Regions from separate parts of the Mus musculus genome. Here regions 1, 2, 3 and 4 are each linked to region 5. The links are chromatin loops, found by intact Hi-C in ENCODE. Cell type or tissue: heart. All regions are shown on one strand. Each heading gives the region's core, and the rest is flanking DNA. Links, peaks and the distances in the headings are about the cores only.

Region 1 (6,440 bases), core at 465-5,464, 580 kb before region 5:
TTGTTTTCTGTGGTCTTGGCTCGAAATGGAATCAAAAGCAGGAGATATGAATTGGACACTGATTCCTCATGAAATAAGCAACCTGGTTGCTCTTGATAGAGAAGATTTGGGAGCTTGTCTAAGTCAAAGTTTTACATTGTTCTCAGACCTGGGCAGTGCAATGGACGAGTATATTTAATCTGACGTATTAAGGGGGGTCGATAATAGGCAGTATGTATTTTTTCCCTGGAACTTGGTCAAATTGAATGGATAGAGACAAGACCAGAAGGAGGAAGACACTTTCTTTGACAAAGGAACTGGTAACCTTTAAAACATGAATGTTTGGCGTTATGGTTGGGGGTGGACCAGGTGGTGAGGTTGATGCAAGGAGACCTGTCCTGGGAGACATATGTTGAAGTGAGGTGTCAGGGGAAGTGAACTGCCATGCTTATAAGGCCTATACCCAGCGAGGTTTTTCTTTTGTAGGGAAACTATTTTGAAGAGAATCTCATTACTTTCCTTTCTCCTTATTTCTTTGCTTTACTTTTTTAGCCTTGATTTCCTACATTCAAGGTTCCAGCTTCTAAACTCTACCAGGCAGTCACATTTTCCTTTGAAGTTTACGTAGCAACAATAATGACCGAGTTAGATTTTATTGACATACGGGAGAAACAGCTTTGTTTTTGCAGTTTGCCCCTCCCCCACTCCCCCACCCAAAGACAGCCTGTACCCACATCTTCTGCAGTTTATGTGTTTCTTTGGGACTTGGTTTTCTCATCAGTAACAGGGGATGGGTTGTAGGAAATGGACAGCTCTTTCTGCTCATTAGCTAATGAGCATGCCATCTAAAAGAACAGGCTTGGGGGTGTGTGTGTGTGAAGGAACAGAAATGTACGTTAGCAGATTTTTGTGCCTATAGGTGCAGATTTCTTGGCTCTTAAGACTGGCCTGGAAGAATCATATTTTCATGAGTATTCTTTGAATACCTAATTTGTTCTCCTTGTAGTTCATGAAGTAGCTTGCTTAGAATGAGGAAGAGACGGGGCTGGAGAGATGGCTCAGCAGTTAGGAGCACTGACTGCTCTTCCAGAGGTCCTGAGTTCAATTCCCAGCAACCACATGGTGGCTCACAACCATCTGTAATGGGATCTGATGCCCTCTTCTTGAGTGTCTAAAGACAGCTACAGTGTGCACTCATATACATAAAATAAATAAATCTTAAAGAAAAAGAACGAGGAAAGACACAAACACTTTAGAATATCACTGGTTCGAATTATAAAATGGAATTCTGCTGCTGCTGCTGCTGCCGCCTCATGTGCATCAGACATTACCCTGGGGTACCCTGTAAAGTGCCAGGCTTCTAGTCTTTCCTGGGACTTTAACTGGGAAGCAGTAGGCAGAGGGGAAGTTGGTCTAGGAGGTGAGAAGGAGCTCTTTGTTTTTATTATTTTGAATGTGGCGTTTGTGGGTGTGCATATGTTTATGTGTAGGAACTTGCTTTTGTGTACATGGCTGCATGTGTATTTGCAATTGTGTGTGGAGGCCTGAGAGCAACCTCTAATGTCATCCTCAGCAATGCATCACCCTCTCTTTAAGATGACATTGCTCGTTGGTCTAGGGTGCACCAATGAGGCTAGACTGTCTGGTGATTGAGACCCAGAGATCCCCCAGTCTCTGCCTTCACAGGACCAGGGTCCCAAGCACACACTCTTATGTCTGGCATCTTAAAGAGGGTCCTGGGAGCTCATTTTAGGGTATCATATTTTCTACACAAATACTTTATCATCTGAGCTATCTCCCCAGCTGTAAGTTATATGTGTGTGTCCCCGTGCTGTCGAAGTCTTCCAAGCTTCATGTCACCTTGACCATGACCTTGTATAGTTAAGGACTTTTTCCTTAGCAAACCCTAACTTCTTGTCTCTTGTTTCTGTTAGGAAAAGCAGAAGTGGTCTGTGTCAAGAGTTAGAATTCAGTCTCTTGGTGATGTTTTGTATTATAAAACTCCAACTTTTGTTGTTGTTGTCATTGTTAAATACTGGAAAGAGGAATTTGGCCAGGCAGTGGTGGCGCACGCGTTTAATCCCAGCACTCGGGAGGCAGAGGCAGGTGAATTTCTGAGTTCAAGGCCAGCCTGGTCTACAGAATGAGTTCCAGGACAGCCAGGGCTACACAGAGAAACCCTGTCTCAAAAAACAAACAGACAGACAGACAGACAAAAGAAAGAAAGAGAAATTTGCCTTGAATCTTGGTTTACAATTAAACATCTACATGTGATCTACCACATCTTTTTTATTAATTATTCAATCATATACATAAAATAACTTCAAATTTGAGTAGAATTTACTTTCTCTGAGCAAGTCTTTGAGATTTAAAAAAGGAACACTTGGACTGTTGGACTAATTCATCGTGAAGGATCTGGAGGCTCTGATGGTGGATGTGAATGAAATGTTCCAGAGACCCTAGGCTGCTGAGCAGATATCAGCTACAGTATTTTATGAGAAAACAAAAACCCAAAGATGGTAGGTAAACTGCTCATGATCACCTACCTACTTAATTAACCGGGTGATTTTGACTTTTGCACTCGATCTTATCAGTTAAAGCAACCTTACATCAGTCCTGAATGCTTCTTTTGTATAGGGTATTGTTTGAAGCTTCAGAATAAAAACTGCACTGGAGGTTTCTTTAAAAAAAACTCTTTAAATTAATGGTCAAGAATTGAGATGAGGCAAAAAGATGACAGATATGTGTGGGGGTTCTCAGGGGACAGTGGAAAGAGGAACGGAGGGAGAAGGGGTTAAGATGTCTGAGCATATGCGTGGAGAGTCAAGGGGCTGATGGAAGAGATATGATATTCAGCTGATGTTAAAGTTGAGAGTGGAATTCCCTCCACAGACAGGAGGGATGGGGATGGGTAGGCAGAATAGCAAATCATCCAACATGGTTGAAACTGAGCGTTCAGAGAGAAGGGGGTAGGGGTAGGAGATGAAGCTGAAGATCTAGGCAGGCGCGAATGGCAAAAGATCTTGTGAACCATTCTGGGAAACTTGATTTATTCTATTCTATGCCAAAGGCAGCAGTTACCAACAAGGATGCTTCTCCACATTTTCCGTTTTTGCATGGGATCTAAAGATGGGCAGTACAGAAGTCAACCTAATTTCACCTGGCGCTAGGGGGCACCACTGTAAAACTAACCGTCCTCTTATGTCTCAAGGCAGCTTGCCCACATTCTCCTTAACTGAATTCATTTAGTAACCTCTTTTGATCTAAAAGGAAATCAATTTCTCATTGGGAACCAAGTGCTCATTTCCACAGATGAGGACGAGCACTATTTGGCAATATTAATCTTCTTCACACAGTAATGGTATTTTCTAAATGAAACTTAGGTATATGTATATTCTGACTGGAGTCTTTATGATAGGATAGCATACTGTGGATGGAATTATGTTTAAAAACATTACATACAAATATATATATAAACACAAATATACACCTGACCTATGGATATGATCTCCCTATTTATCTCTGTTGAGTGTTGCTCCCAGCTATTAGCACTGAGCAGACCCAGTCTTGCCAAGGGGCTAGCAACCCTGCCTTGATTATTCCTTTCCTTTTGGTGACAATTACCTCTGTGCCCTACACTGTCCAAGAACATGCCATTTTCTTCCCACTTCATGGGTTTTGTGTTCCTGGAAAATGAGCATTAATCCTTTGTGATCATGTGAGTCAAAGGAGCCATGGGGAGTGTTATGAGTTAACACGTGAAAACACAATGACAACATACAGCATGCTTCCCTCTCTATAGTCACTGGTGAGATAAACAGAAGAATTACTGTGAAATTGGAATCTCTAACATCCCATGCTTGGCTGGTTTTGATACTTTTCAAATAAAGGAGTGAAAATACTTCATTATATAGAAATACAGAAAATCATCTTAGACTTTGGGGCCAGGCATTAAGGTACAAATACACAGGGAACCAGGAACCAGAAGTCCAGCTGTTCTTAGGCTATTAGCTTCGTGTTCCCGAGCAAATTCACTGTGTGTTGGATTTTTGAAGTTGGAACTTGTTTGGGAGGTTCACAAACGTGAGTACTGAGTTTTGTAAAAGCTAAAGTTATTATTGCTATTCATGGGCATATTTTCATAACCACACAGAGGCATCACTTTTACTTTGTTGTGTGTGTGTGTGTGTGTGTGTGTGTGCACCAATGCTGACAATCAACTATACCTCTTAACTCAGCAGGCATAATATGTAAGGTCTATGGCTTCATAGACCTGATTTCTATATTGGAAATTTGGGAATTAAAATAATCCACCTAAAAATAGTTCTATTTCTAATTTTTTAAAAACACAGGTTTCTAATTAAGAGTTGTTTATGCTATAGTAGAGAATAAAAGAAGACAGAAGGGGAGACTTTATGAAGTCATGAAGTGTTATTAGGTTCAATGTCTGGTTAAAATGGTTCGAAAAAAATCTAGAATTCAGGGTTGGAGAGATGGCTTAGTGGATAAGAGTGCTTATCACCATATTGAGGACCTCATTTGGTTCCCACCCATATCAAGTGGGCTCTCAGTCACTGTAATTCAGGTTTCAAGGGATCTGACACCTTCCTCTGGCCTCTGTAGGCACATGCACACAACTCAGGCAGACACATTCCTTTAAATGAACAAATAAGTTAATATTTTTAAAACTATTAAAGTTACAGGATTAAAATACACAGAACAGGCTATTTCTATTGACCTTTAGTCACATCTTCCACTTCTCCAGAGACTTGGCCGTCAGACAGCAGAAAATCATATCTATGAGAAGCATGGGTTCCGACTCACACTATTGGAAACATATGTAACCCGAGTCACTGATTTCTTCTTAGGAGAGCCTTTATTCTGAAATGGCTCATAGGTGGGTTAATTTGTATGTATTTATTTGACTTTGATAACATTTTAAAGTCTTTCCATGGACTAACAAATATAGAAATAGAGACCCCCCACTTTAATTATTTCCATACTGTTTAATACGCCTTATGGATCAAAGCCCTCATTACCAAGTATAACATTGTGTTGGTGGGAAATTGAGGGCTCTGGTAAGTTTAAGTGATGTACACTGAAGGCTAGGCTTCCCTGCAGACAGCAACAACATGAGCCTGGAATCCAGGATAAGTAGTCAGACAAGGTTCCTGATATTATAAATTTTAGGTTAATATTATAAATGAAAAAGAAACATCAATATAGTCAGCATGGGAGGGAAATAATGCCCTTCAGCACTGTAAAATAAATTGCAAAACGTGTCTTACAGTTTAGCAATAAGGTATTCAGAATTATTTGTGTGTTAGGTACTTCATGCTTGCAGATTCTAAGACTCCTGAAGATATTACCGTGTGAGGTACAATAAAGACTGGGAAAATCAGAGTTCTTGAGATCAGAGTGGACACGGGGAGAGGGTGTTGAGTGCTGTCACTTGTGACAATGTCCCTCAATTTGGCCTATTTTTTCCCCTACTGCTGGCTTTTCTTCTTTACTGTGTCCTTGGAGGTAGGTAGAAATGATATGGTTGTGCTATTAAATGCTTGGGAAATCTGAAGCAAGTGGCTTGTCAAGGTTTGCACAGAGAGATCAGGGCTGGGATGAAGGTCAAAATCCCAATCTTGCCTCTTTCTGTGACACTTGTCCGTGACACTTGTCCGTGATCTCTGAACTTTTAAGAATGCTCCTGGCTGATTTAAAACTATACTTTTCTATCTGACATTACTTGCCTTTGAAGAAAGATTGGAGGATTTATGCTCTGTCACAGAAGAAAGACTTAACAGCTACGTACACAAAACGTGCATAACATGGTTAATGCAGCTTTAACAATTACATAATACCTTACAGGATCCTTTCAGAAAACACACCATTGCCTGCCTGACATGCTCTGATAGAGAGAGAAGCTGATCTGCATCCATTTTTCCAGTCCTCCTCTTTCTCCTCCTCTTTTTCTTTTTAAACAGGAAGGAGACTGGACTATATAATTGTTTAAGTCTTTTCAGTTCTATTAGACACCAATTCAAGTAGTTAATGAGATGCTATGTTGTGTGTTTCTACACTTCTTGCAAGTACATTCTATTGTTCCGTGGTTTGCCATCTGTAGCTAATTATCACAATCTGGGTGGCTTAACACAACAGGAATTGATTCTCACAGCTCTGAAGGCCAGAGGTACTGGAAAGGTCATGCTCTCACAGATGCTTTAGGCAAGAATCCTTCCTGATTCCTCTCATTTTGGGTGGTTCCTTAAAATCCTCATGTTCTTTGGTTTCACGCCAGCCTCTGCCCCCATTATCACATGGCAACCTTCTCCTCTCTGTGGAGCCTCTCTTTTTTTTTTGAAGGGTACCAGTCATATTGGATTTAGGACCCACCCTAATCCTGTTGATGTCATTTTGACTATTCATATTTGTGAAAACTCTCAACAGATCTATTTCCAAATAAG
Region 2 (6,440 bases), core at 812-5,811, 690 kb after region 5:
TGTCTGACTTCATTCATCTGCTTGTTTGTATCCACTTTAAGGTTACTATTCATTTTTTAAAAGATTTTTTAAAAGATATATGTGTGTGTATATATATATATATATATATATATATATATATATATATATTTATATATATATAGTGATGGTTTGTATATCCTTGGACCAGGGAGTGGCATCATCTGGAGGTGTGGCCTTGTTGGAATAGGTGTGACCTGGTGGAATGGGTATGTCACTGAGGGTGTGGGCATAAGATCCTCACCCTAGTTGCCTGGAAGTCAGTCTTCCACTAGCAGCCTTTGGATGAAGACATAGAACTCTCAGTTCTGCCTGTGCCATGCCTGCCTGGATACTGCCATGCTCCCACCTTGATGATAATGGACTGAACCTCTGAACCTGTAAGCCAGCCCCAATTAAATGTTGTTTTTTATAAGACTTGCCTTGGTCATGGTGTCTGTTCACAGCAGTAAAACCCAATACAGAAGTTGGTACTGGGAGTGGGGTATTGCTGTGATGGGCCTGACCATGCTTTTATTTGAAAGAATGTGGATTTTTGGACTTTGGATTTGGAACTCAGTGGAATGCTTTGAATGGGGCTTAATGGGTCATCCTAGTAGGAATATGGAAGACTTTGTTTATGGGAGTAATTTGAACTGTGTTGACCTGGCCCAAGAGATTTCAAAGGAGAAGCATTTCAGTATGTGGCATAAAGACTGTTTTTGTGGTATTTTGGTGAAGAATGTGGCTACTTTTTGCTCTTGTCTGAAAAGTCTGCCTGAGGCTAAGGTGAAGAGACTTGGATTAATTGCATTAATTGCATTGACAAAGGAAGTTTCAAAAAAAGCCCAGCAGAGACTGTTCTCTGGTTAAATCTCACAAGGAGAAGTTTGAACAAGCTTAGAAAGGCAAAATATAAAATATATGGTCTGAGTATTAAAGGCATACCAGGAAGTGAAATGGAGCAAAATCCTGTGTCCTAGGAAATAACAGATTAAGGGAGTGGGACCTTGGGGCAAGATCCTACCCAGCTGAATTTAGATTCAGGCATGGTGGTACACACCTTTAATCCCCAGGAGACAGGCATGCTGATCTCTGCATTCAAGGTCAATCTACAGGGCAAGAACCAGGATAGCCAAGCTTAGGCAGTGAAGGATTTGGAAAACATAAAGCCAGTGATAATGTAATAGTACAAGGGGATCATGCTCTAGTTCCTGTAAGCAGCAGAACTCGGCAGCTTCAGCCATGTGGCTCTGGCTCTAGAGTTAAGAATGGAAGGAACTACTGGGACAATTGATGCTGGTTAGCTGGAGCTAAGGAATTAGCAGTGATTATGAAGAGGCCAGCATCACCGAGGTAAAATCTTCTGGGAATTGTTTTCTGGGAGCACAAAGAAGCTGTGTTCCAGAGATAGCCAAGGTTGTACCTCGTGGTGCAGCTGGACTTGGTAATGTGTACGAATCACCCAGGTGGTACTGGTTTTGAAGGCATGAAGGTGTCATGAAGAACAGCTGAGGCTTGGCACTTTGAGAGGTCATGGAAGGCCACTGGTGAAGGTATAGCCTCAGCTGTAGTTGATGGCCCAGGACTGAAGGGGTCATGCAAAGGATTTGAGGCTTGTCACCATAAAGAGAGCCTATGAGAGGCTATTGGTGAAGCCTAGTTTGAGTGGAACACCCCAGTGTATTGGAGATGTCAGTACCCATATATATATATGACTACACTGTAGCTGTCCTCAGACACTCCATAAGAGGGCATCAGATCTCATTACAGGTGGTTGTGAGTCATTCTGTGGTTCCTGGGAATTGAACTCAGGGCCTCTGGAAGAGCAGTCAGTGCTCTTAACCATTGGATCATCTCTCCAGCCACACTATCTATCTATCCATCCTTCCTTCCTTCCTTCCTTCCTCCTCCTCCTCCTCCTCCTCCTCCTCCTCTTCTTCTTGTTCTTGTTCTTCTTGTTCTTCTTGTTCTTGTTCTTCTTGTTCTTGTTCTTCTTGTTCTTCTTCTTGTTCTTCTTCTTCTTGTTCTTCTTGTTCTTCTTCTTCTTCCTCTTGTTCTTCTTCTTGTTCTTCTTCTTCTTGTTCTTCTTGTTCTTGTTCTTCTTGTTCTTCTTCTTGTTCTTCTTCTTGTTCTTGTTCTTCTTGTTCTTCTTGTTCTTGTTCTTGTTCTTGTTCTTGTTCTTCTTCTTCTTCTTCTTCTTCTTCTTCTTCTCCTCCTCCTCCTCCTCCTCCTCCTCCTCCTCCTCCTCCTCTCTCTCCCTCTCTCCCCTCCTTCCCTTCCTCCTCCTTGTTGGTCTGGTTATCCCCTCCAATTTTCTTTGTGTATTTTTCTTACGGAGTAGCCTGCTCTACTCTTGAGGGGTAAACCTCCCGCAGCAGAATAGAGGAATCAACTGGCTTCAAAAGCAACAACGTCAAAGTGTACATGACATGGAAGCACACATGGACAACATAAAGGAGCCTGGCAGGGAGAGGGGAAAGAAATGAAGCAAACATGTGAGAAGAGACAGAACAGAAAGCTCTGAAGGAGAGGAAAAAGCTCAAGACATCAAAAAAGAATGTAAAATCCCCAATAATGAGAGAAGTCCATAACCCCAATTACATGAATGTAAGAAGGGGGGAAAAACCCACAAAGTTTTAAAAGCCTAGAGTGGGGCAAGACTGTAATAGTACTAAAAGCATAAAGGGAAAGTGTGAAAACAGAAGGCCAAAAAGCCCCCCCCCCAAACAACAACAACTAAACGTTTGCCTACTAACGAGTAGACAAATGTATAAAGATGAATAGAAAGAAAACATAAGAGTCTTTAAAATATTATGGTGGCGGTGGCGGCGATGATGATGATGATAACAGGGTGCTTAAGAGACGGTTCACACCAGGTTGGTAGTGCACACTTTTAATCCCTGCTCTGAGGAGGTAGAGGCAGGTGGATCTTTGAGTTGGAAGCCACACAAGTCTACTTAGCAAGTTCCAGGACAGCTAGGGCTACACAGAGAAATCCTTCCTCAAACACACACACACACACACACACACACACACACACACACACACACACACACACACAGAGAGAGAGAGAGAGAGAGAGAGAGAGACAGACAGACACAGACAGAGACAGACAGACAGAGAGACAGAGACAGAGAGAGGGGTGTTCAGTGATTAAAGCTCTTGCTGCTTTTGCCAGGGGATCAATGTTTGGTTCCCAGAACCCATAAAGCCGCACACTGCTTGTAACTCCAGTTCCAGGATCTCTTGGGGCACCAGGCGGACACAATATTCACATACATACATGCAGGCAAGCTTGTATGCACATGAAATAAAAATAAATCTTAAACTCAAGGGACAAAAAGAATAACAGATGAAACGTCGGGATTACTTCTGTATTCAAGGTGATGGTGGTGGGGCGGGGAAGAGGGTCAGTTGAATTTGGTATTCATGCTGTCGTTCGCCTATATTGGGTAAACACATAATCAACAGAGGCCTCGACAGGCTTCGCCCTTAGTAGCTTCCCTTCTTTATGTACTACTGACCTCTGCTGGTCACACAGCTTTGCAGCGTATGGTCTGGGCTGGGCCTCCCTTTCCTCCTGTAGATTTCCTCTGTAGGGCACAAGCAGTAGCTAACATTTCACCTGGGGGTTTGGGAGAGGGAGAGGGAGAGGGAGAGGGAGGAGAGGGGGAGGGGAGGGGGAGGGGGAGGGTGAGGGGGAGGGTGAGAAACAATTACAGTACCAAAATATGGATGGACACACTTTTCTTTGTAGTTTCAAAACCCACCAAGCACGAATTAACCCTTCTAGAGGGATGTGCCTAAGGATGTCACATGACCCGCTTCGGAGTTCTCTGGCGCCAGTTGCTGATCCACGGGCTAACGTCAGGCTCTGGATGATCAGTCTGCAGTTTTCTCAGTGGATGAGGTCTTATCCCAGGCACTGAGGGTGGGACCTAGACATTGCGCTTGCAGAAATGGATTAACTTCCTATGACTTCTACTTCCCCACTTTGTCATTGCCCAGCACCCCTCACCCCCAGCTGTTTCCCGAGCTGTCTCACGCAGACTGTTCTCTGGTCTCAAGTCCTTAGGATAGCTCAATTCGAAGCAATAGGCTGTCTTTCAAGCTGACCCCTGGCCACAGCCTTTGGAGCAAGAACTTTCCACTGTTGATTATTCTGCCAGTCAGAGCACTCTGCAACTGTGTTTGAGGAGGATTTAGAGCTATGGCCTCTCTGGTGAACTGCACAAGGCTGAGCGGCTTACCCTTTAAATGAGATTTCTGTTCCCTTCCTGCATTCTGGGAGCCTGCTGGCTGGGGCTGTGTTCTGTTCACTTTCTTCTCTCTGGTACATCTCTCTCATGTTTCTCTCAAGTTTTCAACAACAGCAGCTTCTCCTCCTCCTCCTCCTCCTCCTCCTTTCTTCTCCTTCTTCCTTGCTGTGGGTTTCTGAAGCTCTTTTAAATAGTCTCCTTTCCTCCCCTCTTATCCTGATGTCTTTTATGTTTATTTCTTAATTGTATTGATGACTTTTATTTATTTAGTTAAGAGTTTACTAATATTGTTCACCATTTCAAAGATCAACTCTTGGTTAAAACATTTTTATTATTTTTTTGAGAATTTCATACACATGTACATTTTTTAAAAATCCTATTCATCTCTACTACTCCCCCCATCTCCTCCCAGACCCAACCCACCTCCCAACTTCATGTTTTCCTGTTAAAGTCATGGAGTCCATCCAGACTGTGCTTGCCCCCATCCTCGCTGGCAAGTTCGTCTATGTGGGTGCTGCCAGTAGTAAACCCAGCTTCAGGATTCCAGAACACACTGAAGACAGGAGCTCTTCAGAACTCCTCCAGGACTCCAAAGCCAGATTGGGATGGCTGAGATGTCCTGCCTGTAGGCTGAACACCTATGAAATTCTTAGCCTTTGCATGGTGACACACCCTGTGAGCCAGTCTAATAAATCCCACATACATGAATATATATTTACTTATTCATTTTCTTAGTTCTGTTCATTTAAAGAACCCTGACTAAAATACTGGCTTTACCAATTTGTTGTTTGATTATTTTCTAATTCTTATGGCTATTCTTCTCATGAGATCTTTCCTTTCTGAGCGCGAATTCCTCCTCTGTGCATAGGTTTCCAGCAAGTGCCTCTCCTGTATGCTGTTTTAGTGTCAAGGGCTGCTTTAATTTGTCTTTCTCTTGGAATTTCCTTATTTTCTAAAGACTCCAAGATACCTTTGTTGAATAAGTTTGTCAGCTATTTATTCTTAGAGCTTAAAATCAATTATTCTACATGTCCTTGACTTTTAGGGTTTCCACTCATGTAATTCTAGTGAATTTGCCTTTTTAGCTTATTGCTTCTCTTTGCAGCATTCTATTATCAGAGCTACAACAGAATTTTAATTGTGTGACAAGGAGAGTCTATTTCTTTAGTCTATTTTTAAAAGATTTTATTTATTTTTTTATTTTATATATGAGGCTCTATCTGCATATATGCCTGCATGCCAGAAGATCCCATTACAGATGGTTGTGAGCCACCATGTGGTTGCTGGGAACTCAGGACCTCTCAAAGAGCAGACAGTACTCTTAAACACTGAGACATCTCTCCAGCCCCCTAGTCTATATATACTTTTAAATGTAAGAGTGCTCTATCTGCATGTATATCTACATGTCAGAAGAAGGCATCTTATCCCTTTATAGATGTTTGTAAGCCGCCATGTGGTTGCTGGGAATTGAACTCAGGATCTCTGGAAGAGTAGCCAGTGTTAACTGTTGAGCCATCTCATTGGTCCCTATTTGGGGTTTTAATGCCTCTTAGTATTCATCTTTTCCTAGATTTGAGGGATTTTCTGCTACTATTTCGCTGAATACGTTTTTCTTCTATACCAAAGACTCAGGCTTGATCTCTCTCAGTCATGGTCTTGAAAGTTGCAGTTATAATTTTCCTTTATTGCTAGCACAATGACACTTTACCCGTGTCCTTCTCCTACTTGATCCATTGAGGGTTTTTGTTTTAGAGACAGGGTTTCTCTGTGTATACCTCTGGCTGTCCTAGAACTAACTTTGTAGAACAGGCCAGCCTTAGACTTTTGATCCATTTGCCTCTGCCTCAGAAATGCTGGGATTAAAGGCATACACTACCCCAGCCAGGAGATCCACTGACTTTTAAACTTGATTTTCTGAGCCTTCCATTTCCATGATTAATCTCCCCCCCACCCCCCAAATCTGACATATTTCTCATTCACATCTCTCTAGGCCACAGCCACTGACTCCTTGTCTCCTTGTTGTAGTCATGGATCAGCTCCTAAATCAGGCTGAATTCTTGAGTTGACATTTCACTCATTCAATATTTAGATTCAGATCTTGAACTTCTGGAGGGATGATTTTTGCCTTTTCTTTTTCCCTTTACAAATGTACTGTCTCCTTGTAATTTGTTCAAATGGGTT
Region 3 (6,440 bases), core at 675-5,674, 230 kb before region 5:
GGACTTAAGGAGTCAAACTAGTTTACTAAAGTAGGACTTTAGTAGAGAAAGTAGCACTCAGAGCTATCTTTGGCTTCCTTTCTCCCTGACCCACTCCTCGTTCATGAGTAATCGATTTGTTTGATCAAAGTGTATGGGAGTCCCTTGAGGAGAGATCAACAAGGGCTTGGTGCAACTTCAGGGTCCAAGTTCTGCCAAGTCCCACCAGAACTTTCTCCTCAGTTGCTCATGGTAGGTGCTGCTGCCTCCATTTCACACATGAGGACAGTGACATGCTTAAAGCTAGGTGACTCACAAGTGGTTGTGTGCAAATATTCTCATCCCGCCCTTGCCCCACCCCGGATTTCCTGCTTCTGTCTCCCCTATACTGCTTCTCCCCTACACTGAATAGTGTCTGCTTATCCCAAGCTTCACAAGACAAATGTGTTTGTTGTGACCGTGCAAAACTCTGGGCTGTTTTGCCTCAAAACTCCCAGAATTACAAAATGTTCAAGACAGCAAGGGAAAGGGAGACCGTTTAACTGGATTTATTTTGCAGATGGGGAGTCTGAGGTAGAGGGAAGGGGAGCAGCTACATCACACCCTCCATCATGTCTTCCACTGTGTCCTCCACCAGGTCCTCCTTGCAGAAGTTTGTGGCTCAGCCTGTTTAGCTTACATTTCTTTCTTCCTTTTTTTTTTAAAGGAAATCTTTTTTATTTATTTATTTATTTATTATTTATTTATTTATTTTTATTTTATATGAGTACTCTGTAGCTGCCTTCAGACACACCAGAAGAGGGCATCAGATCCTGTTACAGATGGTTGTGAGCCACCATGTGGTTGCTGGGAAATGAACACGTGACCTCTGGAAGAGCACTGAGCGCTCTTAAGCGCTGAGCCATCTCTCCAGCTTACTTTTGCACTAATTGCACACTCAACCTAGTCTTGTCCCAAGCTTGCTCCGTGTAGTGGCTATTTCTGGTTGTCAACTCTATCTGGAAGGCTCACCTGCGATCCTACTCTGGAGGCTGGAAGATACAAGTTTCTGACCTGGATCTTGGCCTGGAGATCTTGAGGCATAGTGGCTATGAATTCCAGAAGATTAAGACAGGGAGAACTCCGAGTTCAAGGTCATCTGGGATTATGGTGTGGTGGCACACACCTTTAATCTGGGCCACACCTTCTGCTGGAGACCTACATAAGGACACTGGAAGAAAGAAGGTTCACTCTTTGCCTGCTTGTCTTGTGGGACTGAGCAACTGCTAGACGCTTGGTCTTCCATTCACAGCTGCTGCTGACCATTGTTGAGGAGTTGGACTACAGACTGGCTAACCTCTGCAGGTTCACAATGCAGCAGGCCGCCTTGCTGGTGCAGCGAGGCCCCTGGGGCCATAGTCACAGCAGCGCTGCAGCTGAAGCCTCATGGGCGCTCAGGGTGCGACCTGAGCGCAGCCCTGGAGACCACATCCTCACCCTGGAGTCCATGAACCCGCGGGTGAAGGTGGTGGAGTACGCCGTGCGTGCGGGGACCCATCGTGCTCAAGGCCAGTGAGATCGAGATAGAGCTGCAGCAGGGTATCAAAAAAATAAAATAAAATAAAATAAAATAAAATAAAACACTCACTGAGGTAATCCGAGCCAACATTGGGGATGCCCATGCTATGGGCCAGCAGCCAATCACCTTCCTCCATCAGGTGATGGCACTCTGCACTTTCCCAAACCTGCTAAACAGCCCCAGCTTCCCAGAAGATGCTAAGAAAGGAGCCGGGCGGATCCTGCAGGCTTGTGGTGGAAACAGCTTGGGATTTTACAGTGCTAGCCAGGGCTTTAACTGTACCTGTGAGGATATGGCAGCCTTTATCACCGGGAGAGATGGTGTGCCTGCAGACCCAGACAACATTTACCTGACTACTGGAGCTAGCGACGGTATTTCTACGATCCTAAAGCTCCTGGTCTCCGGTGCTGGCAAGTCACGGACAGGCGAGATGATTCCCATCCCACAGTACCCCTTGTACTCTGCGGTCATCTCCGAGCTCAACGCGGTTCAGGTGAACTACATTCTGGATGAGAACTGCTGGGCTTTAAATGTGGACGAGCTCCGGCGGGCATTGCGGCAAGCCAAAGATCACTAAAGTGGCCCTAAAGTTCTCTTGCATTATCAACCCTGGAAACCCCACGAGCCAGGTACAAAGCAGAAAGTGCAGAGAAGATGTGATTTGCTTTGCCTGAAAAGAGAAGCTTTTTCTCCTGGCTGATGAGCTATACCAGGACAACGTGTGCTCTCCAGACTGCAGATTCCACTCGTTTAAGAAAGTGCTTTACCAGATAGATGGGGCATGAGTACTCCAGCAATGTGGAGCTCGCCTCCTTCCACTCCACCTCCAAGGGCTACGTGGGCAAGTGTGACTACAGAGGGGGCTACATGGAGGTGATCAGTTTGCACCCTGAGATCGAAGGCCAGCTGGTGAAGCTACTCTCCATTCGCCTCTGTCCGCCCGTGTCTGGACAGGTCGCTATGGACATTGTTGTGAATCCACCAGTACCAGGAGAGGAGTCCTTTGAGCAATTCAGCAGAGAAAAAGAATTCGTCCTTGGTAATCTGGCCAAAAAAGCAAAGCTGACAGAAGATCTGTTTAACCAAGTGCCAGGGATTCAGTGCGACCCCTTGCAAAGAGCCATGTATGCGTTTCCTCGGATTCTCATCCCTGCCAAGGCCGTGGAGGCGGCTCAGTCCCATAAAATGGCTCCAGACTTGGTTTACTACATGAAACTCTTGGAGGAGACTGGCATCTGTGTTGTGCCTGGCAGTGGCTTTGGACAGCGAGAAGGCACTTACCACTTCAGAATGACAATTCTCCCTCCCGTGGAGAAACTGAAGACCCTGCTCCATAAGGTCTTTCACCTGAACTTCCTGGAGCAGTACTCCTCCCAATGCCACCCAGGCTGTCCTCAGGGACTCTGCCTCAGACCTCAGGCAGGTCACCAACCCTGTTCATCATCCAAGGAGACTTCGTTCTTTGTGCCTTGATGTTTGAGAGTTCTTCTGAGCAAACAGTGATTTTGCAATGTCAAAATAAATTAATTAAATTAAATAAAAAGGTGTGTGTGTGTGTGTGTCTGTGTGTGTCTGTGTGTGTCTGTGTGTGTGTCTGTGTGTGTGTCTGTGTCTGTGTCTGTGTGTCTGTGGGTGTCTTTCATTTGAGAATCCAGAGCATTGGGGTGGCTAATGAGGAACTCACGCAGCCACTGCCAGGGAGGTAGAACGAATTGTTCAACAACAGCAACATGGGGGGCTCAGCTACTTGGCAGTCACACCTACCTGCTCAGCAATCCCTGCTCTTCACCTCTTCTCCCCTCAGATTGTCAGACCCACAATGTGTGTTGTGGTATGACTGATTATCCTTTTACAAAATTTCCAGCCCCAGGAATCAAATCTGGTTCTCTCACCGAGCTTCCTAGTGTCAGGAAAATCAACCACTGGCTATCAGTACAGGTTCCTCTCGAACTCCTCCAGCTCTGAGTCTCCATTCCTGAAGCGGGATCTCAACCCTTGAAACTGGTCTGGTATCCGCCAAAGACTGAGCCTGAGTAATGCCTACAATTGCCACTAGGTAGCATCAGTGAGCCAGAGGAGCATTCAGGGTTGGAGAGGAAAAAAGGAAACCGAAGAAAAGAGATCGAGGTGATGGATGGCTAGATGGGCGGGTGAGTAGACAGTTGGCAGGTGAGCGAATGGATCCATGAGTGGATGGATGGGTATGGTAGATGGATAGATAGATAGATAGATAGATAGATAGATAGATAGATAGATAGATAGATAGATAGATGATAGATAGATAGATGAGAGAGAGAGAGAGAGATGCTTCGATGGGTGGATGGATCTAAGCAACGTTGGTTGCTTATTTACCTGTTTTTAACAACCACCTAAAGGCTGAGCTCCACCAGCTTGGTGGGGGCAGGGGGAGGACCTGCTCCCTGAGATTCCTCATCATAAGGCATGCACACATATCCTCCTTATTAAACTAAGAAAAAATAAGACACCAAATTATAAGACATCGAACAGGAGAAATTAAATCACTCATACAATTCCCCCTTCTGTTTTGTCTGCCACCTACACCTCAGCATGTGCCTCACCCGCGCTATGCTGCGGTCATTTAAGTCACCCTGGATATTTACATAGTACATATTATGCACCACTTATTTCTTTGCAATGCAAAAGTGCCCAGGCACAGCTCAACTTCCCCACAAATAGATCTACAACTGAAATCCAAATCTGCCTGGCTTCAAAACCTTCCGCTATTAAATGACCTATTTTATGCGAAGCTTCCTGGGGAGCCTAAAGAGAAAAAAAGCCACTTGATCTCAAAAAGGACACTTCAGCTCCCATTTCATCCAGAGTTCTCTTCTGGTGAGCAGAGAGAAAAAGACTAGATTTAATCACCCAGAGCAATCCAGTACCGGGCTGGGGCCAGGATCTGGTTCTGTGGGTGTGGTAGAGGCATTCCAGGTGAAAGGTTAAGAGAAGGTAGGTGCTGAGTCCTGTGTCTTCAGGTCACAGAGATAACTGTTGATATAGTCAGGCTCACTCGCTGCTAAGCCCCTTATGTTAACCCCGAGGGCTTGGGTGATGGCTGCTGATGACTAAGCCCTTAGCCAGGAGGTCTGTGTGAATTTACCTCCACTCCCAGGACTAGGAGCTGGATGAGCCCTCGGAATTGGATTCACAGCAAAATCGGGACCTGAGACACAAAGATGAGTTTGCTGAGGGCTTCTTAGAGGAAACACATGTATTAACTGCTTTATGCCCCGCTGTGTCAAAACACCTGACAAGGACAGCCTAAGGAAAGGAAGATTTGCTTAGCTCATAGTTTGAGGGTCTTTGGGAGAAAGGCCAGGAAGTAGCAGTAGGAGGCAGCTGGCCATATATTATTTATGGGAACCAGATAAAAGTGAACGTTCATGCTTAGTTCTTGTTCCATTTTGTATTCAGTCCCAGACCCCAGTCCAGGGTATTGGGGGCAGGGCGTCAAACATTTAGAGAGAGCTCTTACTTACCATCTCAACTAACCCAAACTAGGTACTTTCTCATAGACATGCCCAGAGGTTTGTCTCCTGGGTCATTCTAGATCCTGCTGAAGTGACAAAATTAGTCATCACAAGACCCTTCTCCCTCCTACCAGAAGGAAAAGACCCCTACCTGTCAGGATATACAGTCCAGGACCGCTGTTACTGCTCTGGGGCCAGGCAACCCCATGACAGAGCCAAAACAAGGATGTGTAGCCAGAGAAAACAAACAAACCAAAAACTGGAGGCCTTGGAAATTCTGGATCAGACAAGGCCTGAAGCTCACTCAGTGTAGTTCAGAATTCTGCTGACTTTTTCTTTAAGCTAGCTGGAGTTAAAGTTTCCATTACTGAGAGTCCTAAGATATCTTGACTGATTTTATACACACACACACACACACACACACACATATATATGCTAACATGAAAATAAATCAATGTTTAGAAAATTTCTTAAGTCAGAGCAATCGTAAAAATAAGGTTTGTCCCAGAAAAATCTGATCCCAAAGTGGTTTTTCTGTTGTTGTTGCTGCTGCTGTTTGTTTCTCACTCGGATCTCTCCTGCCACCACCTCCCAGGCTCTGGAATGTACAGGCATGCACCAGCATAGCCAGGTTCACACCTAAACTATAAACCACAAATGATTACTTTCATATCTTTCCAAAAACAGGAAGCTTCCAGTTCCCTTTGGCTTTAGCGAGTTGATGCATCACCTCTTTCCCCTGGGACTTCTCCTGCTTTCTATGGAAACTCCCTTAAGCATCCTTCTCCACAGATCCATGGAATTGCCAAATGGTACTCTAATGGTTTGGGCTCCTGAGAATAAACTGCTCTGTTAGTTTTCAGATGTGAACTATTAGGATAATTCAAAACCCAACATCGAGTCAGGTGACTTTAGTGCTTGTCTGCTGTGCTTAGCAGCAGTCATTCCTGAAACCCTGGTGACATCACAGAAAATAATTGTCTAGTCACTGACATTGCCCAGCAAGGCAGTCTAAGCAAACAGAATGGCAATGACCTTGTAATGACACTGTTTACAACACGCTTGCCAAGAAGGCGAGGAGGCCATCATCCGGGGACTACTGCATCATCAAAAAAAAACACCTGCTCAGCGCCAACTCAGAGCCACTCCCTCTCCTCTCAAAGTCCACGTGGTAAAGGCTCAAACAGATCCTCCACCCTCCACCATACCCAAGTTGCTCACTGCTCCCGTTTAACTTAGCCAAATCCATTGAACAAGTGTGCCCTTGAGTGGAACTACCAATGCGATTTAATGAGAGAGGAAGGGAGGGATGATGGGAAAGAAGAGGACGAATGGATGGAGCAGAGATGGAGTTGGGAAGAGTTGTCAAATATCCATCAATAAAAACCACCCAAAAAAGGACCAAAAGTGTC
Region 4 (6,440 bases), core at 856-5,855, 570 kb after region 5:
CGCCCACCTGCAGGACACGGCCAACCTCAGCTAGCATCCTGTCCACCTGACGCAGGGTCACCTCCTCCTCATCTGTCAGGACAGCATCCAGCGTGCCCTTGTCCAACACCACCTGGAATGTGGCGTCAGGAAACTCCAGCTGGGTCATGTCCATCTTCAGGAAACTCATGTGGGGCCGTCGGCTGCCATTGCGTTCCTTCATCTGCTTGATGACAACCTCGCTGATGTCGATGTTCACGATATCCTGATAGCCCACATCATAGAGTTGTTCACTGAGCTCTGAGTTGCCACATCCGATCACAAGCACCTGGAGGGAAGAAACAAAGACAAAATGAAAGTGACCAAAGTCAAGAAATCCGCTTCAGATACCTCAAAGACTAGAGATTAGTAGACTTTGGCTACTTCATATTCTCCAGGGGCAGAGACACTATTCTGAGTAGAAAGAAGCACTCAAGTTAACTCTAGACACCATCTTGAAACTAGCAATGCAGGTGTGCACAATCCACGGTCTAGCATAGTCATGCCTGCAAAACCAAACTGTAAATATTCTTAAAATATTGTGGGTTTTTTTTTTTTTGGGAGGGGGGCATTGATAATTTTTTTTTCTATTACTTGATTGCATGGTTCTCAGGCCTTGTAGATGACAACCTCTTCTTACAATGTCAAAAGCTAGACACACGTGGGAGAAAATCACTAATCCAAACAGTATTATGCCACAATAAAGGTCATGTGAGAACAGGCTGTGTGATGTGCGCTATTCAAAACTTGTGTGCAGCCTGAGGGACGGTTCAGTAGGTTAGAACTATTGCTCTTGCAAAGGACCCAAGTTCAGTTCTTAGCACAGCCTATAACTCCATTTCCAGAGAATTTGGTAGCCTCTTCTGGCCTCCACAAACTTCCTGTACTCACATGATGCACAGAAACTCAGGCAGGCAAACACACATCTACATAATAAAATAAGGAAATCTTTGTCTTGAAGTTTGTAGGAAGTTACAAAATCCAAAACACCAGTTGCATCCTCATTTTTGTTTTTGTTTTTTTAAACCGTTAAAAATATAGGCTGAGTGACAGAACTGTTTCTAACTGCTCATACTTCCTATTTCCTCAGACAACAAACTAGTTTGTGAGGATTTGGAGCCTGCTCCCATCCCAGAGTCTATCTCATGCTATTTACTACTTGAAGCCAAACTTAAAAATACGAATTGTTGTTTCTCTTTGTGGCACATTCCTCCATTCATCTTTCAAAAATTCTGTTGTCACCGTCTCTAGAGGGCAAAGCATAGTTCCATGAGAAGTGATATGCCCTGGAGCCAGACAGACCTGCTTTTAAATCTCTATTTGACCACCTACTACATGCATGGCCTCCAACAGTCACTTGAAAAAAATAAGTGCACAACTACCCGCCTGAATTTGTTGAGATAAAAGGCCCGAGCATAGCAGACCTTAAGTCTCCTTCCCTACCGAAGCTCCAACTCGTCCACACCTATTTAACTTGGAATTTAACTTGTGTTTGTGGCTTCCTGCTCCTGTAGCTTGAGGGCTGGGCACAAAGCCTGAAATTTGATGAGCACTCGGCAGTGACTTAATAAACATATACACCAATAAAGTCCCACGACGCTACCTATTCCACACGTGTGCACAGTGACACAACACCCTTTCAGTCTACTGACGAAGCCACTATTCCAAAACGGGTTAAGGATGAAGTTTTAACTGAAAATCTTTACTTTTAAATGGCTATCTTTAAGGTTGCCACTTAGCCAAGATGCTGGGCAGAATCCTAAAATGATAGATCTGAGTGGGGTCCCCACGCCTGCCTGCCTCCTGCCTCCTAAACTTAGGATTGCTATCTTCAGTCCCCACAAGGGACTGGCTGCACGCCATACCTTTTCCTTGGGCTTTATGTATTTGTGCAGCACCTCGCACAGCTCCAGATAGGTCCCATACCACTCGAAAGCTGTCTTCCCTCGCTGCTGGAAGAACTTCTCCCAGTAGTCGGCAGAGCCAAACTCCTTGGAGCTTTTAGGTAGGAGATTCATGTTCCCACCGTGAGCGGCGTCTTCGACACTGCTCCTGGTGACAGATCACCCCGGGAAGCACCGGGAGGCAGCAGCGGCGGGAATCTTAGCCACTACAGGCACCATAGATTTGTTCTGCACGCAAAACCCAACCGAACCGGGCCCTGTGCAGCAGACGCGCGGACGAACCACTGAGCTGGCCACGCGCCGCTGCCGCCCCCCTTGTTTTTCTTCACCCTCGGTCCGCGCCCCACGTGCAGCAGCCACACACTCCCGCAGCTACACTCAGAACCTAGAAACCATATCCGGGTAAGAGGTCTCGTGATTGGGCAGGCGGAGCGGGCGGGACTTCCTGCGGGACTCCGGGCAGAAGAGGCTTGCTTCGTGGAACCGGGCGGGGCTGCGCGCGCAGCCTCTGTGAGCTGCGCTCTATCCCCAGCTGAGAGCGCGAGGGGCAACGGGAGCTGACCTGCGCAGGAGCAGGAGTCTCAGCTAGAAACCCCTTCCTCAGGAAAATGTGAGCTCATCTCCTCTTCCCGGAATCACTTTGCCACCGTTCTTGGTCAATTCAGAGGAAAATGACTGCTTTTTCTACTCCAAAATACAGAGCCCTGCTATTAATACAGTAACAACGGTGAATATCAGGAGACTTAACCGAAGTGCCTCCCTTCCCTGCCTCTCAAAACACAGTAACCATTCATTATGAAGATGCTCATTTTATCATTGGAGTCCTTAAATTGTCATTCTGATGACAGTTGTAAAGACATAGTTTATGTGTCTGATGAACAATACCATCCTTTTAAATGATCGTTTTATGAAAATATCCCAAGGAAGTTCCTAGTGAAGAGCTGTTTTGAAGAGACGATGAAAGAAACAGCTCTCGCGTTAAAGGAATAAGAGATGGAGCCCAGATATGACTGGCCATAGCCCAGGAACACAGATTTAGCTTCCTCAAATACCATGTTCCCATGAGGTAGCAATTGCATGAACTTTTATAGTAACAACACAGAAAGTAGTAAAACGGGACACTTACAAATACATTGGTGAGTATATTGTAAGATGATTGCAACCACAAGAAAACCTAGAGGTCTCTTCATACTTTCCAAAGGTCTTACCTAAGGGTCACAAAAGATGTTGCCAAGTACTAAATAACTACTAAAGGACCGGAAGATGTTCTAGGAAAATTTGGCTCTGGAACTGCATGCAACCTTTCAACGGCTTCACATCATTGACGTTGAAATCAATGAGCCTTTGAGGACACAGCTCCTTTCCAGAGATTCTTTTTCACAGCCTATACACACAGTGCTAGCACAGACACGGAACAGTTAGAGTAGACATAAGTTTTAAAGTCATCTTCAAACATTACAGAATCGTCTATTGGACTTGTTTTTATTTTTAAAAAGTTTCATATGATATAATCTGGTAGTGGTTTCTTCTTTCCCGACTTGTCTCAGCTCTTCCCCACCTCCTCAACTCCGTGACCTTTCTCTCTAAATAAAACACACAGTATTTTTTTAAGACTTATTTATTTATGCCAGGTGTGGTGCCATGCCTTTAATACCAGCACTTGGGAAACAGAAGCAGGTGGATCTCTTAAGTTCGAGGTCAGTCTGGTCTACAAAGCGAGTCCAGGACAGCCAGGGCTTATTACACAGAAAAACCATGTGTCAAAAAACAAAAAACAAAACAAACAAACAAACAAAAAAAAAAAACAAAAAACCTACCACTACAACTAATAATAATAAACAATAAAATATTAGTGTTTTGCCTGCATGTATGCCTACATGCCAGAAGAGGGCACCAGATCTCATTATAAATGGTTATGAGCCACCATGTGGTTGTTGGCAATTGAACACTTAGAACCTCTGGAAGAGCACCCAGTGCTTTTAACCTCTGAGCCATCTCTCCAGCCCAAAACACACAGAATTAAAAAAATAAATAAATGAATGAAGAAAAAAAACAGAAAAACTACCCATCAAAACACAAGATTAGGGCTGGAGAGATGGCTGAGCGGTTAAGAACATTCACTGCTCTTCCAGAGGTCCTGAGTTCAATTCCCAGCAACCACGTGGTGGCTCACAACCATCTCTAATGGGATCCGATGCCCTCTTCTGGTGTATCTGAAGACAGCGACAGTGTACTCATATACATACAATCAATAAATAAATTCTTTAAAAAAATTACTTCTACCAAAAAAAAAAAAAAAAACCCACAAGATTAAAAACCATAATATACAGGCAAAAGACCAGTAAGGCTAACATGTCCAAACTAAGCAATATGAGACTAAAAAGTCTACAAAAATACCCTTGAGTCTGTTTTGTGTTAGCCATCTATTGCTGGGCATGGGGCCTAACCTTAAGTGTGAAATGAAATTTAACTTTTCATTTGCAAGCTGCTATCAAATACAAGTAACTTCTTGTTAGGTACTAATGCCAGTGCCCACTTCCCCATTCAGGGTTGGCTCCCCTGTGGCTTGGACCTGTGCAGGCTCTGTGCATGCTGCCACCATCTCTGGGAGGTCACTCACATGTGCATCAGTTGTATTATGTCTGGAAGACACTGGTTCCTTAGAATCATCCATCTAAGAGGGGTCTGCCCTTAGATTCTGTCTGTCTTCTCTTCTGCCTAGCTCCCTGACCACAGAGGGGAAGGGTTTGATGAAGGCATCCTATTTAGGACTCAGTGTCTGTGTTAGTTAGGATTTTCTATGAAGAGACACCATGACTACAGCAACTCTTATAAAGAGAAATATTTAATTGGGGCTGGCTTACAGTTTACAGGTTTCATCCTTTATCATCATGGCAGGAAACATGGAAATATACAGGCAGACATGGTGCTGGAGATGTAACAGAGAGTTCTACATCTTGATCTGAAGGCAACAAAAGGAGACTGTGTGTCATACTGGGCATAGCTAGGGTATATGAGACCTCAAAGCCCACCCACAAAGTGGCACACTTCCTCCAACAAGGCCTCATCTACTCCAACAAAGACTCACCTCCTAATAGTGCACTCCCCTTGGATCAAGAATTGCTCCAAGTGCACACATGTCTAGGAGAGCCATTCCTGTTCGAACTACCTCAGTGTCCAAAATCTCTGTCTCTGCACATTGTCTAGTTGTGGATCTCAGTAGATTGATGATGTCTTAGTTAGGTTTTTACTGCTGTGAACAGATACCTTGACCAATGCAAGTCTTATAAAGAACAACATTTAATTGGGGCTCGTTTACAGGTTCAGAGATTCAGTCCAGTATCATCAAGGTGAGGACATGGCAGCATCTAGGCAGGCATGGTGCAGGCAGAGCTGAGAGTTCTACATCTTCATCTGAAGGCTGCTAGCAGAATACTGGCTTCCAAGCAGCTCGGATGAGGATCTTAAATCCCACACCCACAGAGACATACCTACTCCAACAGGGTCACACCTAATAGTGCCAATCACTGTATCAAAGATATACAAACCATCACAGATGAATTGCCCCACCCTCAACCCCTAGCAAAGTTTTATTTTAAATGAGTATACTGTCACTGTCTTCAAACTCACCGGAAGAAGGCATTGGATCCCCTTATAGATGGTTGTGAGCCACAATATGCTTGCTGGGAATTGAACTTAGGACCTCTGGAAGAGCAGTCAGTGCTCTTAACCACTGAGCCATCTCTCCAGCCCCCACTCCCCACCACCACCACCAAAGTTTTGATGTTTTAGTTCAGTGGTGAGACCCAGAGGTCTGTTTCTAACAAGTTGCCACGTGAGGCTTTACGGATGTTACCTCTGAGCTACTGTCAGATCCTTGAAGGCTTGCCCCTTGTAAACCACTACTTTAAAATGTAATTGAGTCATGAGTGAAAATGGATATGGTGTGAGACAGGATAGAAAGGCAGGACAAATTAAGGGGACACTAGAAATAAAAGAAGCCCCCCCCCCTTAGAACATACTTCTGTTTCCCACTAGCTGAAAGTCAACACAAAACAACAACAACAACCTTAACACAGCTGAAAAGTCCAGAATTACCTACAGAGATTGTGCTAGTTTTCCTAAAAATATATCAAACAAGTATTTTTTTAAAATGCCAAACAACCATGTGGCAAACAACAAACTGCTTACACAGGGCCTGATTACACAGGGCCTGGTTGCTTAACCCTTGGGTCTAACCATGCCTGCGCTCCTCTCTCTAAGCTCAAACAATATTCCATAGAAAGCTACTTTAACAATTTCATTTATTTAAAAAAATAACATGGGGAAAATAAACAAACTAGCCCATATTTCTTTACATAATTCTAAAGCTTTGCTTAATTGTTAGTCCTTGTTGTAAATAATATCCTCTGAGCAATGAAATGACGCCATAAAGTCACATTATGTAGCCATTGTAAAGACGCCTGAGTGGTACTCTTTAAGAAGGCCACACCCACATGTGGATATATTTTGTCCTTT
Region 5 (6,440 bases), core at 432-5,431:
GTTATTGATGAAGATTGTTTCATGATTAAAAAAAAAGTGGGTTATTGTCCCCCAAGATCACTTACCCTGCTTTCTCAAACCCACGGGCACTTGGTTTGGGGGGGAAAAGACAAAGAACTGCCCCATGGAGCCCAAAGCATCCAGGCATTGCCTGTGATGGATTGTACACATTGTGTCTCCAAATTGGCACGAATTATTCATCGTTCACATCAACGGATGGCAGTTGGATGTAAAAAGGTATTGTAAAAAAAAAAAAAAAGAAAAGAAAAGCTGTGGGGTTTGTTTTTATTTTTTCACGGTTTAATACATTGCCTTATCTGAATGGGTTTCCAGTTGTCGACTTTAGGAAACTCATTGCCAGTGAGCAGAATTTTCCAAAAGGTTGAGCCACTCGTAAGAGTTGTGGGGCAAATGACTATGACTGCTGTCATCTCCAGCTCTTTTCTATCACTTTTGTCTGGAGTCACCCAGTACTCAATCGTATTTGTGGTTCTAGAAGGTCAGTGTGGAAGTGGTGGGGGATGGGGAGTTGTAAGATGCTCTTGAGTTTGAGGGGGAAGATACAGCAGTGTGTTTGGATACTAAGGGGGCTGAAGGAGAGAAAGTACCACAAGCAGGATCCAGAGTGGATCCATTGTTCGGTCCACAGGGACCTAAAGCATCCTGGTGATGAACAGAAGCTTGGGGTAAGGGGATTATAGGTCTCAGAGAGCTGAGTGCTTTGTAGTACAGGATCCTGCCCTTAATGGCAATCTCAGGGACTTTAAAGAGATAAGCTAAGCCACTGTATGTTAGTATTACAGAGCCTTATATACAAGTGAAGTCTAAAGACTGGCAGCAGTTTTGAGGCTGAGCATGGAGAGTGCCTGTGGCAATTCTGGAGAAAAGTGAGGGTCTGGATGGAGAGTCTGGCAGTAGGCAGGGGAACAAACGGGTTTGATAGTGATTTCCAGGGAATTTGCTAACCCCATGTAGAGCAGCGGTTCTCAACCTGTAGGCCATGACCCCTTCGGTGCCGAATGACCTTTTCACAGGGGTCACACATCAGGAATGCTGCATATCAGATATTTACATTCCCATTCACAAACAGTAGCAAAGGTTACAGTTATGAAGTAGCGGCACACAAATTTATGGTTGGGGGCTCACCACAAACAGAGGAGGAAGTGTATTAAAGAGTGGCAGCGTCAGGAGGGCCGAGGACCACTGATGTAGAGAAAAGAAGAGGAAGTAGGAAAACAGGAAAGCTGCAGTTATTCTAGCATGAGTGGACTTGTGTGTTTATTAACTCCACATGAATTAACTAATGCGTGCAGGGAGTGGAACAGATAATCCTAATGGGGTAGGTTTACATTTGTGCAGAGGGTGAGCCCCACACACTGCTCAGAGCCTGCTGCCTCGAAAGTCTAAGCAGAAGAGAGCAGGGTGTTGTATTTGCTATTATTTTTTGTTTGGTTGTGGTTTTTTTTTTTCAGTTTAGTTGCCTCACAACTAGGCAATAGAGGAATTAAAAATAGGTGACAGAATGACAAATTGAATAACCCAAATGATAGAAATCAAAGGGACAGGAAGCAGCCTTCTAAAAATTGGAGTAGACACTGGAACTCAGTCCAGAAGGAACATTCAGGACATGTGACCATGGCCTATATATTACTAAAGGTCTACATTACTATAGAGTTCACTAGTAGGGGAATTAGCAAACCTTTCTCAAACTCTGAAAAAAAAAGTCAGAGGGTAAAAGCAACTGTCCACGTGTTCGTTAGATTATGTCTTACAGAAGACAAAATGCCGAAGCAGCACCAGGCTAAGTCTGGACCATATGAAAATATAATTTTCCTGGAATTTTTGCATTTTTTCCGGGGAAAAAAAATCTAATAGGCCAGCAATGTAAATGGATTCTAAAAATGTGTAGGGAGAATGAAACCAAAAGTCACATTTTATTTTTCAATACTGAGAAATTCTGAGCCCTTACCTAAGTTGCTACTTGGATGATAAGACTCGCCTATGCCTCATTGGCTTGTGACTGGTCAGAATTCACAAAGAGGAAAAGATTCATCTGACGTGCTCCAGCAGTTGCTGAGACCACTGTTTGTCACTTCAATTCAGTTCTCTAGCCAGTCTCAACTTTAGAGCACACAGAAATGGTGTGGGCAGTATATTAACAACTCAGATTTCTAAAGTAAATATTGTTTTCGGGAGGAAACACCAGGGGAAAAAAGTTCAATAGTATTGTTAATTATGTCTCAACCTGTCAAATATTTGTTTACATAAAAAGCCACTGCCCTTCTGCTATTTTGCTTCTCTCCTTGAGCTCTGCTTGTCATTTGTTCTACATTAAAGGGAAGGTTGGAGAGGGGTGGTGTGAGAGCAAAGATAGGAGGAAGAGGAGGAGGAGGGGAGGAGGAGGGAGAAGAGGAGGGAGGGAGGAGGGAGGGGAGGAGGAAGAAGAGGTAGGAGGGAGGAGAGGGGAGGAGGGAGGAGGGGGAGGAGGAAGAGAAGGGAGGGGAGGAGGAAGGGGAGGAGGAGGAAGAAGAGGGAGGAGGGAGGAGAGGAGGAAAAAGGGGAGGGAGGGGAGGAGAAGGAGGGAGGGAAGAGAGGAGGAGGAGGAAGAGGAGGAGGAGGAGGAGGAAGAGGAGGAGGAGGAGGAGGAAGCAGTTTTGTCTATTTGCCCAGATAGAGTTGGTAGCTGGTATAGTTTGGATCTTACCTGTCAGTCAAAGACTCACATGCCTGATCTTTTAGGGCAGTGCTAGAACCTTTGGGGAACTAAAGGTGTGGAAGGAAGTGGAGTCTCTGAGAGTCTGCCTTTGAAGGCCTGGGCCTGCTGCTCTTTGTTTCCCAGCGACTTGAAATGAGCAGTGTTGTTTCTCCATGGGCTCCCTGCCATGGCGCACTGCTTCACCCCAAAGAGCCAACCAGCCTCCGGCTGCACCCTCTGAAACCGAGTTCAGGGGAAGTTGTTCCTCCTTCAGCCTGATCATCATAGGGAATTTTTTTTTTTTTTTTCCTTCCAGCCATGAAAAACTAAGGTGTCAGCTTTGGCGTTTGGGTGGAGAGGATCAGGGAGGGGCAGGGCTGCAGGGATGACAAAAGACTGCTAATCCTGGGCTGTTACCCCAAGCAGAGAGCTAGACACAGGTGTGTCTGTAGCGGCATGAGGACTCCCTGCAGAAAGTGTGCTTGTGTCTGCTGCTTTGGATGAGTCCGTAAGTACTGTGGACTTCTCAGAAAGCTTTTGGGCAGCTCTGGGTTTCAAAGTCCACGCTGAGAGTGCGTGAGGACGCACATGAAGACATCATTTACACCTTCCAAGCCAAAGAAAGGCCCAAGGACAAGAAAAGTAAACAGGTCAGCAGAGGGCATCAGTCACACAGTTATGAGTATTTCAAATCCTTCAAGTAGGCTTGGGGCACAGTGCCCTCTTGTGGAAGTTACAGTTATTCCTTTTTGCAATAGTATTTGTGGGTTGAAATGCTTCCTGACTTGTGAATCAAGTACATCTGAGGTCTCCGTAAATGCAGGAAGCAAATAGTAAACGGGGGCTTGATTGAGAACAATATCCACATCTTAGAGGCACACGGTGTGTTGTGTGTTCCAGTCATGATGCTTGCATCAGCAGGAGTATACATTATTTTATTCTCATAGCAGCCCTGTCAGGGAGGTTGTTTCCAGCTTACAGTTTAGTAGACAGAGGAGCAGAATGGAGGCAGGCAATTTTCTGTGGCAGGGTTGACAGGTTCGGCCAACGCTCTGCCTTTCTGACAGCTGAGTTGCTTCAAGGGCTAAAGACTGACTGGGAAACACATTCCTTCTACCATAGGGAGGGCGTAGGCAAGCTGGGCGGGCAGGGAGTGGCACATTGGAACCCGCAGAAGAAGGTCTGCTGGGATATGTTTAGGCCGGGCCAGGGTTTTTGGCTTCTTTTTCGGTCCTCAAATCTCAGGTGTCATCAATGTTGGTTTCCTTTGGGAAACGGCAGCAGTTACCAATCAAATGAGAGCGCCTCTTTCCTCCCACGTGTATTTGTGTGTGAACCGAGGATTGCCGAAAGTTAAAGCCACGAAGCAGCGGTTTCCCAACTGCCTAGCATGTGCACAGCGCCCTTCCCAGGCCTGGCTCGGCTCTTTCTCCCCCAACTCCCAACCTCTCCCCCCCTCCCTCCCCATGGAGAGGTAAGAAAGGATGGGCCTTAGAAAAGCAGTGGGCACCTTGCTTCACGGAGCATCCAGGAGCAGCCTGGGGTTTTCTGCCCCGAGGTTTTCTTTGTCCATACTAGTCCTGATTTCCCCAGTGCTGAAAAAGACATAGTCTCTTGGGGCCACTTAAAAGCTGTTTCTGCTTTCCCAAGCTTGCTGGCTAACTGCTCGCCACCCTGGGATGGCCTGTGGCCTCGTGCTGGGCCCAAGTTACATTTGGACTGGTGAGTGAGAACTCTGTGGGCCTCCCACTCTTTTTAAAATTACCAAATAAACAGATCCTTGAGGCTTCAGGCAGCCTTTGTGTACATAGCTGAAAATACTCTTTTTATGTTTAAAAGAGAAAAAAAAAAAAAAAAAGGCAGACCGAAGAAACTGTCTCTTGGCTCGAACTTGCTCTCTCTTGCTTTCTACGGTGTTCAGGCAGGAGAAAATACTGAGCCCGAGAGCCTGAAAGATTAGCTTTCAGCAGTGTACAGCAGTTCAAAATGGTACTTTTAAAAAAACGTGCGGGGGCAGACCCTCCTCGGCGTCTTCTTGGTGTCTGTCTTTCACATTTCAAAGGCTCAATGATGACTTCCTTGCATTTGTTCATGGCTGACAGGCATGAGTTTCATTGAAGTTGCTATTGGAGTCTGAAAACTGCATCTGTTCTAAAGTACCCTGAAACCTGATTAAAAACAGTATGGAAGTGGCAGCGCGGGGTTTTACCCCAACAGTAGCCGGCCACCTGTTGATTGCCTTAGCTTTTGTTTGATCTTAAGGTATTGATGATATTGAAACATAACAGAGGCTTCCAGTGTTAGGCTTCAGCATCTGTGAGAACAGCAGGTGTATTGGATGGTGTGAAGGCAGCTGGTTGTGCCCTTCCGGTGCTGGGTGCATTTCATGGGGCAATGGTCTAAGTTCATGGTGGTTTCCCCACACAGAGACTCCAGTTAAAATACAGGGAGTGCAGAATTGGTTTGCTTTTCAGTCATCTGTGTGTGTGTGTGCTGCACGTGTATGAGGCCAAGGCTCAATGTTGGCTGTCTTTTTCTCTCTCACACATTTTTATTTTATTTTTGGTTTTGGTTTTCTGTAGACCAGGCTGGCCTGGAACTCAGAGATTCTCCTCCTCTGCTTCCTGAGCACTGGGATTAAAGGTATGTGCCACCACCACTTTTTGGCTCTCACCTTCTTTTAAAGCAGGGTTCTCACCGATCTAGAGATTACTCGTTGGCTGGCCTGGCTGGCCTGCAAGATCCAGAGGTATTGCTGTTGCTGGTTCCTTCGTGCTGGGATTCTGGCCTTTTTTTTTTTTACCTGGGTTGTGAGGACTGGAAGTATGGTGGTCATGTTTACACAGCATCTCTCCTAGCCTCTGTTTTTTAGCAATCTTAACTCCCTGTGTGGTTCATCTAAAAACTGGATTTATAGTTGGGCAAGCATCCATCCTTATTTCTATCATCCTTATTTGTTGAGTTATAAGATACATATTGGCAAGGACAATATTATTTTCAGGCCATGAAAAGAAGGAGTGAGCCTTGGGGTCTATAACACTCATTAAAATGTCCTAGTCTGTACACACATAGCAGTGTTTTCCTCCTAGTCTTTGTTATGGTTTGAACAAGAAGTGTCCCTGCAGGCTCATGTGGGGATCCCATGCCTGGATGTCAGCTGGAATCTGAAGAAGTAATTGGACCTTGAGCTAATCCTTGATAGGTTCATAATTGATGGCCTTATTAGAAGGCGATGAATAGTAGGAGGGAGGGAATCGTGGGACATGCCATGGAAAGACATATGCTGCTACCTGTTCCTTCTCTTTGCCTCCTGGCCTCCACATTGGAAGATGAAAGTTGGAATAAAGAATTAATGAGTTAGCTGAGGAAGTGTATCTTATGAAACACCTACATACTATTAACAGTATAGACACATTAACAAGCCTTAGCATAGTTTAATGCTATCCTGCCTCAACTCAGGCCCAGAGCAATGGGTTCACCCAAGCTTGGACTGAAATCCTTTTTGTGTTTGCATATATGTTTCCAGAGGTTGACATACATTTATTTAGTGGTGAAACTCCAGAAGAACTATTGCTATTAGAAGTTCTAATTTTTCCTACCTTTAGCTCTCTTTTTTCCATCTCTCAGGTGTTCTCAGTTTTTTGAGCTGGGAACTGGAGAACACAGATACCTCTTTGTGCTGTCAAGGGGAGACTGCTACAGTACCTCTTGGTTAGGCACCAAAGCAGGTGGGAGACCCCTCCAT

Evidence for each region. Hi-C counts contacts between places; a loop is a spot of excess contacts. Peaks named below come from ENCODE experiments on the same cell type or tissue, not always from the same donor. Only the 100,000 strongest peaks of a DNase experiment are listed, where the experiment ranks them.
Region 1: a loop joins it to region 5, with 2.3 times the contacts of the local background. A loop is called at or near these places in 3 of 42 quality-filtered maps.
Region 2: a loop joins it to region 5, with 2.7 times the contacts of the local background. A loop is called at or near these places in 4 of 42 quality-filtered maps.
Region 3: it touches region 5 in a loop (8-fold over the local background); 38 of 42 quality-filtered maps call a loop at or near these places.
Region 4: a loop joins it to region 5, with 2.4 times the contacts of the local background. A loop is called at or near these places in 7 of 42 quality-filtered maps.

What each region holds. Positions count from the first base shown.
Region 1 is chr1:161,397,176-161,403,615 of GRCm38, forward strand. The region is part of intron 1 of Tnfsf4 (tumor necrosis factor (ligand) superfamily, member 4); the gene reads left to right. Among named protein-coding and RNA genes, the nearest start is that of Tnfsf4, 5.0 kb to the left of the region's middle. In heart, for the core only: a CTCF peak has its summit at 3,145 (motif pointing right); a DNase peak (open chromatin) is centred at 3,126.
Region 2 is chr1:162,661,780-162,668,219 of GRCm38, forward strand. It overlaps a transcript of Myocos not described here. Among named protein-coding and RNA genes, the nearest start is that of Myocos, 6.8 kb to the left of the region's middle. In heart, for the core only: a CTCF peak has its summit at 3,522 (motif pointing left); a DNase peak (open chromatin) is centred at 3,532; H3K4me3 peaks cover 1,131 bases; H3K27ac peaks cover 712 bases.
Region 3 is chr1:161,744,738-161,751,177 of GRCm38, forward strand. It overlaps the pseudogene Gm5049. Among named protein-coding and RNA genes, the nearest start is that of Gm31869, 20 kb to the right of the region's middle. In heart, for the core only: a CTCF peak has its summit at 3,588 (motif pointing right); no DNase peak of the experiment used is centred there; H3K27me3 peaks cover 705 bases.
Region 4 is chr1:162,546,221-162,552,660 of GRCm38, forward strand. It overlaps Eef1aknmt (EEF1A lysine and N-terminal methyltransferase), which reads right to left and starts at 2,125. Exons shown (of 8, transcript NM_144877.1): 1 at 1,884-2,125; 2 at 1-307. The coding sequence starts at 2,036. In heart, for the core only: a CTCF peak has its summit at 3,810 (motif pointing right); a DNase peak (open chromatin) is centred at 2,351; H3K4me3 peaks cover 2,208 bases; H3K27ac peaks cover 1,254 bases.
Region 5 is chr1:161,973,192-161,979,631 of GRCm38, forward strand. It overlaps 4930558K02Rik (RIKEN cDNA 4930558K02 gene), which reads right to left. Exons shown (of 7, transcript NM_001204904.1): 1 at 6,295-6,440. The coding sequence starts at 6,315. It overlaps Pigc (phosphatidylinositol glycan anchor biosynthesis, class C), which reads left to right. Exons shown (of 2, transcript NM_001039045.1): 2 at 1-244. Among named protein-coding and RNA genes, the nearest start is that of 4930558K02Rik, 3.2 kb to the right of the region's middle. In heart, for the core only: a CTCF peak has its summit at 3,407 (motif pointing left); DNase peaks (open chromatin) are centred at 3,350, 3,820 and 4,330; H3K27ac peaks cover 1,315 bases.